2 separate regions of the Homo sapiens genome follow, and region 1 is linked to region 2. The links are chromatin contacts, found by POLR2A ChIA-PET in ENCODE. All regions are on one chromosome and are shown on one strand. Each heading gives the region's core, a stretch centred on a gene start or an enhancer-like site at or near the end of the contact. The rest is flanking DNA. Distances are from core to core; before and after follow the strand shown. Region 1 holds the start of AADACL4 (arylacetamide deacetylase like 4). Region 2 overlaps TNFRSF8 (TNF receptor superfamily member 8).

Region 1 (4,172 bases), core at 1,369-3,868, 570 kb after region 2:
AGCAACTCTGGATACTAATCCCTCCCCCCAGTTCTCCCTGAGCTTATCGCTTATGTTGTTTACTTATTTATTTGTTTGTTTTCTTTTTTGAGACAGGGTCTCACTCTGTTGCCCAGGCTGGAGTGCCATGGTGTGATCATAGCTCACTGCAGCCTTGACCTCCCCTGCTCAAGTGATCCTCCCACTTCAGCCACTCAAGTAGCTGGGACTACAAGCATGCACTATGTTTTTTTTTTTTTTTTTTAAGATGGAGTCTCGCTCTGTCACCCAGGCTGGAGTGCCGTGGCGCAATCTCAGCTCACTGCAAGCTCTGCCTCCTGGGTTCATACCATTCTCCTGCCTCAGCCTCCCGAGTAGCTGGGACTACAGGTGCCCACCACCACGCCTGGCTAATATTTTGTATTTTTAGTAGAGACGGGGTTGCACCATGTTAGCCAGGATGGTCTTGATCTCCTGACCTTGCCCGCCTTGGCCTCTCAAAGTGCTGGGATTACAGGCCTGAGCCACTGTGCCAGATGCACTATTTTTTTAATTTTTATTTTCATAGAAATGGGGTTTCACCATGTTGCCCAGGCTGGTGTTGAACTCCTGAGCTCAAATGATTCACTGCTTTAGCCTCCCAAAGTGCTGGGATTACAGGCACGAGCCCCTGTGTTCTGACCTTCTTTATTTGTTTAATGATGTGGATAAGCTATTTCAGTAAAGTCTATTTCCTTTGCAGTGTGCAGCTTCTAATATCACACCTCAGGTGGTGCAGCCTTGGTCCTGTGTACAGTCACCCTAAGAATGCAGTGTTTTCCACAGGGCTGTCTTGACTTTCTCCTTCCCTGATCTCTCTGTTAAGCTCTGTGCCTCTGTTGGTCTCACACCCAACTATTAGCCTCCACTAACTGCAGGCTAATTGTCCTACTGTTTTCAAAAATGCTCTGGGGGCAGTAATTGCGCTATCTGCTTTTCCAGGCCAAGCTCCTCCCGTGTGTGCTATCTTCAGGGGTATCCATAAACATGCTTAAGAAACCAAAAATTACATTATTTGTCATGAGTTTTAAAAAGATAATTACACCTGGCCGGGCATGGTGGCTCACACCTGTAATCCCAGCACTTTGGGAGGCTGAGATGGGTGGATCACGAGGTCTGGAGATCGAGACCATCCTGGCTGACGTGGTGAAACCCCGTCTCTACTAAAAATACAAAAAAATTAGCCGGGCGTGGTGGGGGGCGCCTGTAGTCCCAGTTACTCCGGAGGCTGAGGCAGGAGAATGGCGTGAACCTGGGAGGCGGAGCTTGCAGTGAGCTGAGATCACACCACTGCACTCCAGCCTGGGTGACAGAGCGAGACTCCATCTCAAAAAAAAAAACAAAAAACAAACAAACAAACAACAACGACAAAAGATAATTACACCTAGCCAGAATAGTGAATCTTATAACCCTCTAAGAGAAACCTAAGTAAACTCTTACAAAGATACAATGACGTAAAAACACAAAAATCTGCCATGCATATACTCACTGGGGTAAAGCCTCTTCTATAACTTTTGTTTTCTGAAACAAACCAAACAAACAAACAAAAAACCAAAAACCTAAAACATAAATAATAGGAATGAAAAAGGGGGTCTGCCTTCTAGTTCCAAGCTCCTGCAGCACTCGGAGGTTAATAACTTTCCCTTCCAGTCCCCTTGGGTGGTTTCACTTCAGAGTGCCTCCAGTAAAACACCTCCCTGTGAATAAATGGCTTTCCCTAGCACCCAAGGGAGCAGATTTTCAGCAAATTTGTTGAGTGTGTGTGTCAAGAGGAAGACACCAGTGAGTCCCCCTGGTGTAGCAGTTGAGCAACTTCTTTGCCAGTTCAGCAAATTCACACTATGCCCTTTCCAACAAGAGCTGGGTCTCATCCCTATGGGTGGAAACGGGGTCTTTCTTGGGTGCTCTATTTAAGCCCTAAGGGTAGTGGTATTTTCTTATATGTATAGTTTCTATATTCTCCCTTTTTTTTTTTTTTTTTTTTTTTTTTGAGACAGAGTCTCGTTCTGTTGCCCAGGCTGGAGTGCAGTAGTGCGATCTCGGCTCACTGCAACCTCCAGCTCCCAGGTTCAAGCGATTCTCCAGCTTCAGCCTCCCGAGTAGCTGGGATTACAGGCATGTGCCACCATGCCCGGCTAATTTTTGTAGTTTTGGTAGAGAGGGGGTTTCACCCTGTTGGCCAGGCTGGTCTTGAACTCCTGGCCTCAAGTGATCCTCCCAGCTCAGCCTCCCAAAGTGCTGAGATTACAGGTGGGATTACCACCGTGCTCGGCCCAAATTAAAATTTCTAAAATTTTCAGGCTCAAAGCCTATTTCCTGAAATGGTTCCAATCATTTCTTTCTCTCTTAGAAGAAAGTAACGTGGATAAAAATTGTCCCCAAACCAGCCCTTGGCACCATTTTTAGAGGCGGAATATGAGGCTGGATAAAGCCCAGTTTTGCCTGCAATGGCATTCCTGTCTCCCGTCCCAGGACCCCAGAAGATTATGACTACCAGAAAACACGCCAGTCTTTGCCCTGATCTGGCCAGAGGCCCAGAGGGTACATAGGCGGTGACAGAGTGAGACCTTGTTTCAAAAAACAAAACAAAACTGGGGTTAGGGAAGCTAGCTAGGGAGCTGGGGTGAGACGTGCTGTGCTCACCCTAACCACACTCTGACAAGGAAAGCTGGCGAAGTCTCTTATCTTACAGTTGAAAGATCAGGCCCTGGAGGCCTATATAACCCATATGAGATCTCTTTCTAGGGTTCCCAGGAGCCGAGGTGCCCATCTGAGCCTGATCTTCCTGAAATCTTTGGGAAGCTCACCTTCCAAGACTCCCCATGATGAGCAGTATTGATTTTTCTGGGTCCCCACATTGCTTAGGGAAATAGGTTCCTCCACCTCCCATTGGCCTTTTTGTGCTTACCCTGAGAAGCTGTGTCAGGCCACTGTGTCAGGTGTCAGGCTTAGCCCAGAGAGAGTGAGGTGGAGGAGGCGGAGGGTGTAACCCAGCCAGGTCCTCTTCACATAAGCTATCAGACAAGCTCCTCAGGGCAGCAGCTCCTCAAGGCCCCAGGAACATGGCTGTCCCCTGGCTAGTGCTACTCTTGGCATTGCCCATCTTTTTCCTGGGGGTCTTTGTCTGGGCTGTCTTTGAGCACTTCCTCACCACGGATATCCCTGCTACCTTGCAGCATCCTGCCAAGTTGAGATTCCTGCATTGCATATTCCTCTACCTGGTCACTTTGGTGAGTTTACTCTCAGGCCACGTCGTAACCTGGGGGCTTCTTCTCTTGTTCTCAGTACCTTACCCTCTTTTCCCTCTTTCACTTCCCTTCTGTCTCTCTCTCTTCGGACTCCCTCAAGATAGACTTGTCTCTTCTGTATCTGCTATTCTGTTTGCCTCTCTCTTCCCTCCCTCCGTTCCTTCCCCCTTCCCATAGCCTGCCTGCCTTTCTTCCTCTCTCCCTCCCTTCCTTCCCTCCTTCTCTCCCTCCTTTCCTTTCTTTTTTCCTTCTTTCCTTCCCTCCTTCCCTCTCCTTCCTCCTTCCCTCATTCTCTCCCTTCCTCCCTATCTCCTTCATTCCCTCCCTCCCTTCCTTCCTTCCCTCCTTCTCCGCTCCTTTCCTTCCTTTTTCCTTCTTTCTTTCTCTCCCTCCCTCCTTCCTTCCTCCTTCCCTCCTTCCTTCATTCTCTCTCTTCCTATCTCCTTCCTTCCCTCCCTCCTTCCTTTCTTCTTTCCCTTCTTCCTTCCTCCCTATCTCCTTTCTTCCTTCCCTCCTCCCTCCCTCCCTCCCTCCCTCCCTTCCTTCCTTGTTTCCTTCCTACCTTCCTTCCTTCCCTCCTTTTGTTCCGTTCTTCCTTCCTCTCTCCTGCTCTCTCTAACTCCCTTCCTTTCTTCCTTTAGCATCAAACATTTACCGAGTGCCAATCACTGGGCTCTTTTCTGAGAATTCAAAAACAATTTCAGACCCAGTTCCTGCCTTCCCCGGGCTTGTGGCCTGACAGCCCCTGCCCCTCCTTCAGCCGCGCACACTTTCACCCTCAGTGCACTGACTTACCTATAGGTTGTTTCTATTTTATTTTACTTTTTTGAGACGGGGTCTTGCTCTGTTGCCCAGGCTGGAGTGCAGTGGTGCAATCATGGCTCAGTGCAGCCTCAACCTCCTGGG
Region 2 (4,074 bases), core at 1,266-3,765:
CTTTTCATATTTTTTTCTTCTTTCTTCAACTCTTACACAAAAATCATTTCAAGGTGCTTGCCTGTCCCTGAGTTCCTTCCAGCCAGGGACTCCAGGCTCCACCCTCTATGCTGTTTCCGTGTCCACTGTCTTTGGGTTTTATCTCCAACCCTGGGGCCAGGCAGCATGGGGCCCTGCACACTCTTTCTCAGCTGTGCAGGAACTGGGGAAAACTCAACTCGGCACCTGCTTGCAGTGGGACAACTGTGAGAGGTGCTGCCTGTGGCCAGGGATGGAGCCTGTGGCCAGGGATGGGTGTGTTTAAAGAGGTGGAGGAGGAGGACTTTAGTTTCAGGTAGTCTCTTGGTCTGGAGCTCAAGTGAGCACTGAGTGTGGAGAGAGGGGTTCAGAGTCCTACAGTTAGGAGGTGACTACTGAGTTCGGCGTGTGGTGGTATAGTCTAGTGGTTGCTTAGGAGCGAGGGTGTGGCGGTAGACGCATAGTCCCCTAAAACGTCCATACATTCTACATTGTTAATTTGGGACAGGGTCTCACCCTGTCACCCAGGCTGGAGTGCAGTGGCCCAACCACGGCTGAAGAGATTCTCCCATCTCAGCCTCCCGAGTCGCTGGGACTACAGGTGCATTCCACCACAACCAGCTAATTTTTGTATCTTTTGTAGAGACGGGTTTTTCTCCTTTGCCGTGTTGCCCGGGCTGGTCTCAAACTCCTGAGCTCAAGTGATCCTCCTGCCTCAGCCTCCCAAAGAGCTGGGATTATAAGTGCGAGCCACTTCGCCTGGCCAAATGTCCACACATTCTAATCCTTGAAACCTGATACTATGGATCTTGAGACAGGAAGATGATCCTGGATTATCAGGGCGGGCCCAATCTAATCACAGGAGTCCTTAAAAGCAGAGAACCCTTCCTGGCTGTGTTAGAGAGAGATGATAGAGGCAAAGAGAGAGATGTGATGTGAGAAGGACTCAGCCCACCATTGCCGGCTTTGCAGATGGAGTAAGGGGGCCATGAGCCAAAGGATGCCACAGTCCCTAGAAGCAGGGAACAGCCCTTAGTTGGCTGTCAGCAAAGAAACAAGACCTCAGTCCTACAACCACAAGGAACTGAATTCTGCCAACAACCTTAGTGAGCAGGGAAACCAACAGTCCCTTAAAGCTTCCGCTAGGCACACAGCACATGACCTGGATGGGGGTGATCAGAGAGGGCTTCCCAGAGGAAGTGGCACTCATGAGTGAGGTCTCAAGGATGAATGGGGGTACACTGGATTTAGGGACCAGTGCAGGCAGGGAAACAGCACGCACAGGCTGCTGCAGGGAGTGGGGTGCCCGTGGGGTGCCAGTGGCAAAAAGAGGCTGGTAGGAGAGAGTACCAGGGGCTTCACAGGCAGGCAAGGAGGGCAGGGCTTCTTGGGCCACTGTTAAGACTTTGGTTTTTTTTTTTTTTAAATATGGACCGTTTCATGAATTTCCGTATCATCCTTATGCAGGGGCCATGCTAATTTCTGTATTGCTCCAATTTTAGTATATGTGCTATCGAAGCGAACACAAGACTTTGGGCTTTATTCATAGCTGGGTTGGAAGCCATCTGAGGGTCTTCAATAGGATGGAGGGGAAGACAGTAGATCGTGTTTTCAAAAGATCAGTCTGGTGTCTGCACTGTGAGCTGGGCGTGGTGGATGGGGTAGACGAGAGGAGACCCTCGGGTGGTCACTGTCAAGTCCAGATGGCGGGAAGGTGAGGAAGAGCTGGTAGATGTGGGGGTAAAACTGCAGGTTAAACAGACAGAACTAGTGATAGGTTGGGGGCCAGGGAGAAGCAAGCATTTCAAAAAGCAGTCAGTCTCGGCCAGGCATGGTGGCTCATGCCTGTAATCCCAGCACTTTGGGAGGCTGAGGTGGGTGGCTCATTTGAGGTCAGGAGTTCGAGACCAGCCTGGTCAACATGGTGAAACCCTGCCTCTACTAAAAATATAAAAATTAGCCAGGTGTGGTGCCAAGCGCCTGCAGTCCCAGCTACTTGGGAGGCTGAGGCAGGAGAATTGCTTGAACGCGAGAGGTAGAGGTTGCAGTGAGCCGAGATCGCACCACTGCACTCCAGCTTGGGCGACGGAGCGAGTACTCTGTCTTAAAAAACAAAAACAAAAAAACCCTCAGTCTCATGGGGAGTGGGGAGCAGGGATCTCAGAGCCCTGAACTACAGCACCCCCCCACCCCAGGCAGCAGAAGCTGGCGGATCAGAGCACGTGCCAAATCCTGGCCCTAACACTGACCAGCTGTGTGACTTTGGGCAGATTTCTCGTCCTTACGTCTCAGTCTCCCCCATCTGTAAAATGGGCTGACAGTTGTTGGCTATTAGAATTACTTTCGCTATGGAAAGCAAACCGTTCCAGCATTTGCACTTCTTTCTGCTCAGCTTCTGCTAGGTCAGCGCATCTCAAACTCCCTGGGGCTCTTGTTAAAATGCAGATTCCAATTAGGGAGGTCTGGGGTTCTGCATTTTGAGAAAGTTCCAAGGTGGTGCCCCTGCTGCTGGCCCGGGGCCTCACCTTGAATAACAGAGCGCACAGCGGTGGAGATCCCCAGGAGACAGGGAGGGGAGGGGTGCTTACCTCGCTGGCCCTGCTCAGCTCTGGCCCCTTCGGGGATTTTGCATTTGATCTAACTCCCCGCTCACCCCACAACTTCTAGACTCGTCTCCCACAGGTATGGTCCGGCTGAGACCAGGTGGGGCTTTTTGAAAGTGAACTTTAACTGGTCTTGTAGGGAAAACCAAACCAACCTGAAAATAGACAGACCTGAAAATGGTAAGGTTTTAGGCCACCCTCTCTTTATCTTGATGCCACTAAGGTGGGGCGGAGGGCCTCCGGTTGCACAGCTCATTACCTTGTGGACACCTCACTTTGCCTTGAACCTGCGGGGAACTCCACCCAAAAGCCCCCCCTCCAGTCCTTGGGCTTCCCCCTCCCACTCTTCGCTTTCTGATCCCTCCTTCCCTCCCAGGCAAGGGCCCGAGCACATCCCAGCTCCCCTCTCTCTCTTCCCCAGGGCAGCAGGAGCTGATGAGCCAGGCAGGGTGGGCCTGGAAATTCACAGGGCCAGACTTCTCCGGGCAGCGGCAGACGCCCCGGCCCTTGCCTCCTTCTCCACCGGGAGCTGGGACAGGTGAAGGGCCTGTGTAAGGGGAAGGGGGTGCCCCTTCCTCGCTCAGCTCCACATGGAAAATGGGGCCCTAAGTCCTCTGCTCCTCCTTCCAAGGGGATTTGAGAGGCACAGGCTGGCCATCCCACCAGGTTGAGATCCCACAGCCCCTCCGCACAGCAAGAAGACTGCCCTCCGGTGGCAAGCTATGGATTTACCGAGAATTATTGCTGAAAAGAAGCCACCACCTCCCAGCATTTCGTGTCCTTGAGATGCTATTTACATATGTGGCTTTGTACATCTGTGTTCTCACTCTCTTTACATATACTTATCACTACTTTATTTTTATCACTACTTTATTTTTTAATTCTCTATTTTTTTTTTTTTTTTTGAGGCAGGGTCTCACTCTGTTGCTCATGCTGGAGTGCAATGGCGTGATCTCGGCTCACTGCAACCTCCGCCTCCTGGGTTCAAGGGATTCTCCCGCCTCAGCCTCCTGAGTAGTTGGGATTACAGGCATGCACCACCATGCCCGGCTTATTTTTGTATTTTTAGCAGAGACGGGGTTTTGCTACGTTGGCCAGGCTGGTCTTGAACTCCTGACCTCAGGTGATCTGCTGGCCTCAGCCTCCCAGAGTGCTGAGATTACAGGCATGAGCCACCGTGCCCAGCCAAGATGATCCCAGTTTTGTTGGCAACATCCAAAGCATTGTAATCAGGAGCCAGTGGAACATATGCCTTCTTCTCTCCATCCGGCCGAATCAGGGTGCTGACCTTGGCCACATCCATGCCATAGAGCTTTGTCACAGCCTGTTTGCTCTGGTACTTGTTGGCTTTAACATCCACAGTGAATACAAGTGTGTTGTTGTCTTCTATCTTCTTCATGGCAGACTCTGTGGTCAGTGGGAACTTGATAGCAGAGTGGTCGAGCTTGTTTCT

What was found. ChIA-PET counts read pairs that join two places held with the same protein, here RNA polymerase II (POLR2A).
Region 1: POLR2A ChIA-PET joins it to region 2 with 17 read pairs in RWPE1. The contact joins the promoter of AADACL4 here to the enhancer-like site in region 2. POLR2A ChIA-PET finds 5 or more read pairs at or near these places in 3 of 52 experiments (H1, RWPE1 and activated naive CD4-positive, alpha-beta T cell).

Annotation. Positions count from the first base shown.
Region 1 is chr1:12,641,467-12,645,638 of GRCh38, forward strand. AADACL4 (arylacetamide deacetylase like 4) reads left to right here and starts at 2,619. Exons shown (of 4, transcript NM_001013630.2): 1 at 2,619-3,248. The coding sequence starts at 3,081.
Region 2 is chr1:12,076,441-12,080,514 of GRCh38, forward strand. All of the region lies in intron 1 of TNFRSF8 (TNF receptor superfamily member 8), which reads left to right. It also overlaps the pseudogene RNU6-777P and the pseudogene RPL23AP89. Among named protein-coding and RNA genes, the nearest start is that of TNFRSF8, 15 kb to the left of the region's middle. RefSeq lists enhancers at 1,576-2,574, 2,895-3,054. Within about 2 kb of position 2,516, at least 2 of the 41 ENCODE cell types and tissues checked have a DNase peak (open chromatin) inside an H3K27ac peak, as active enhancers do.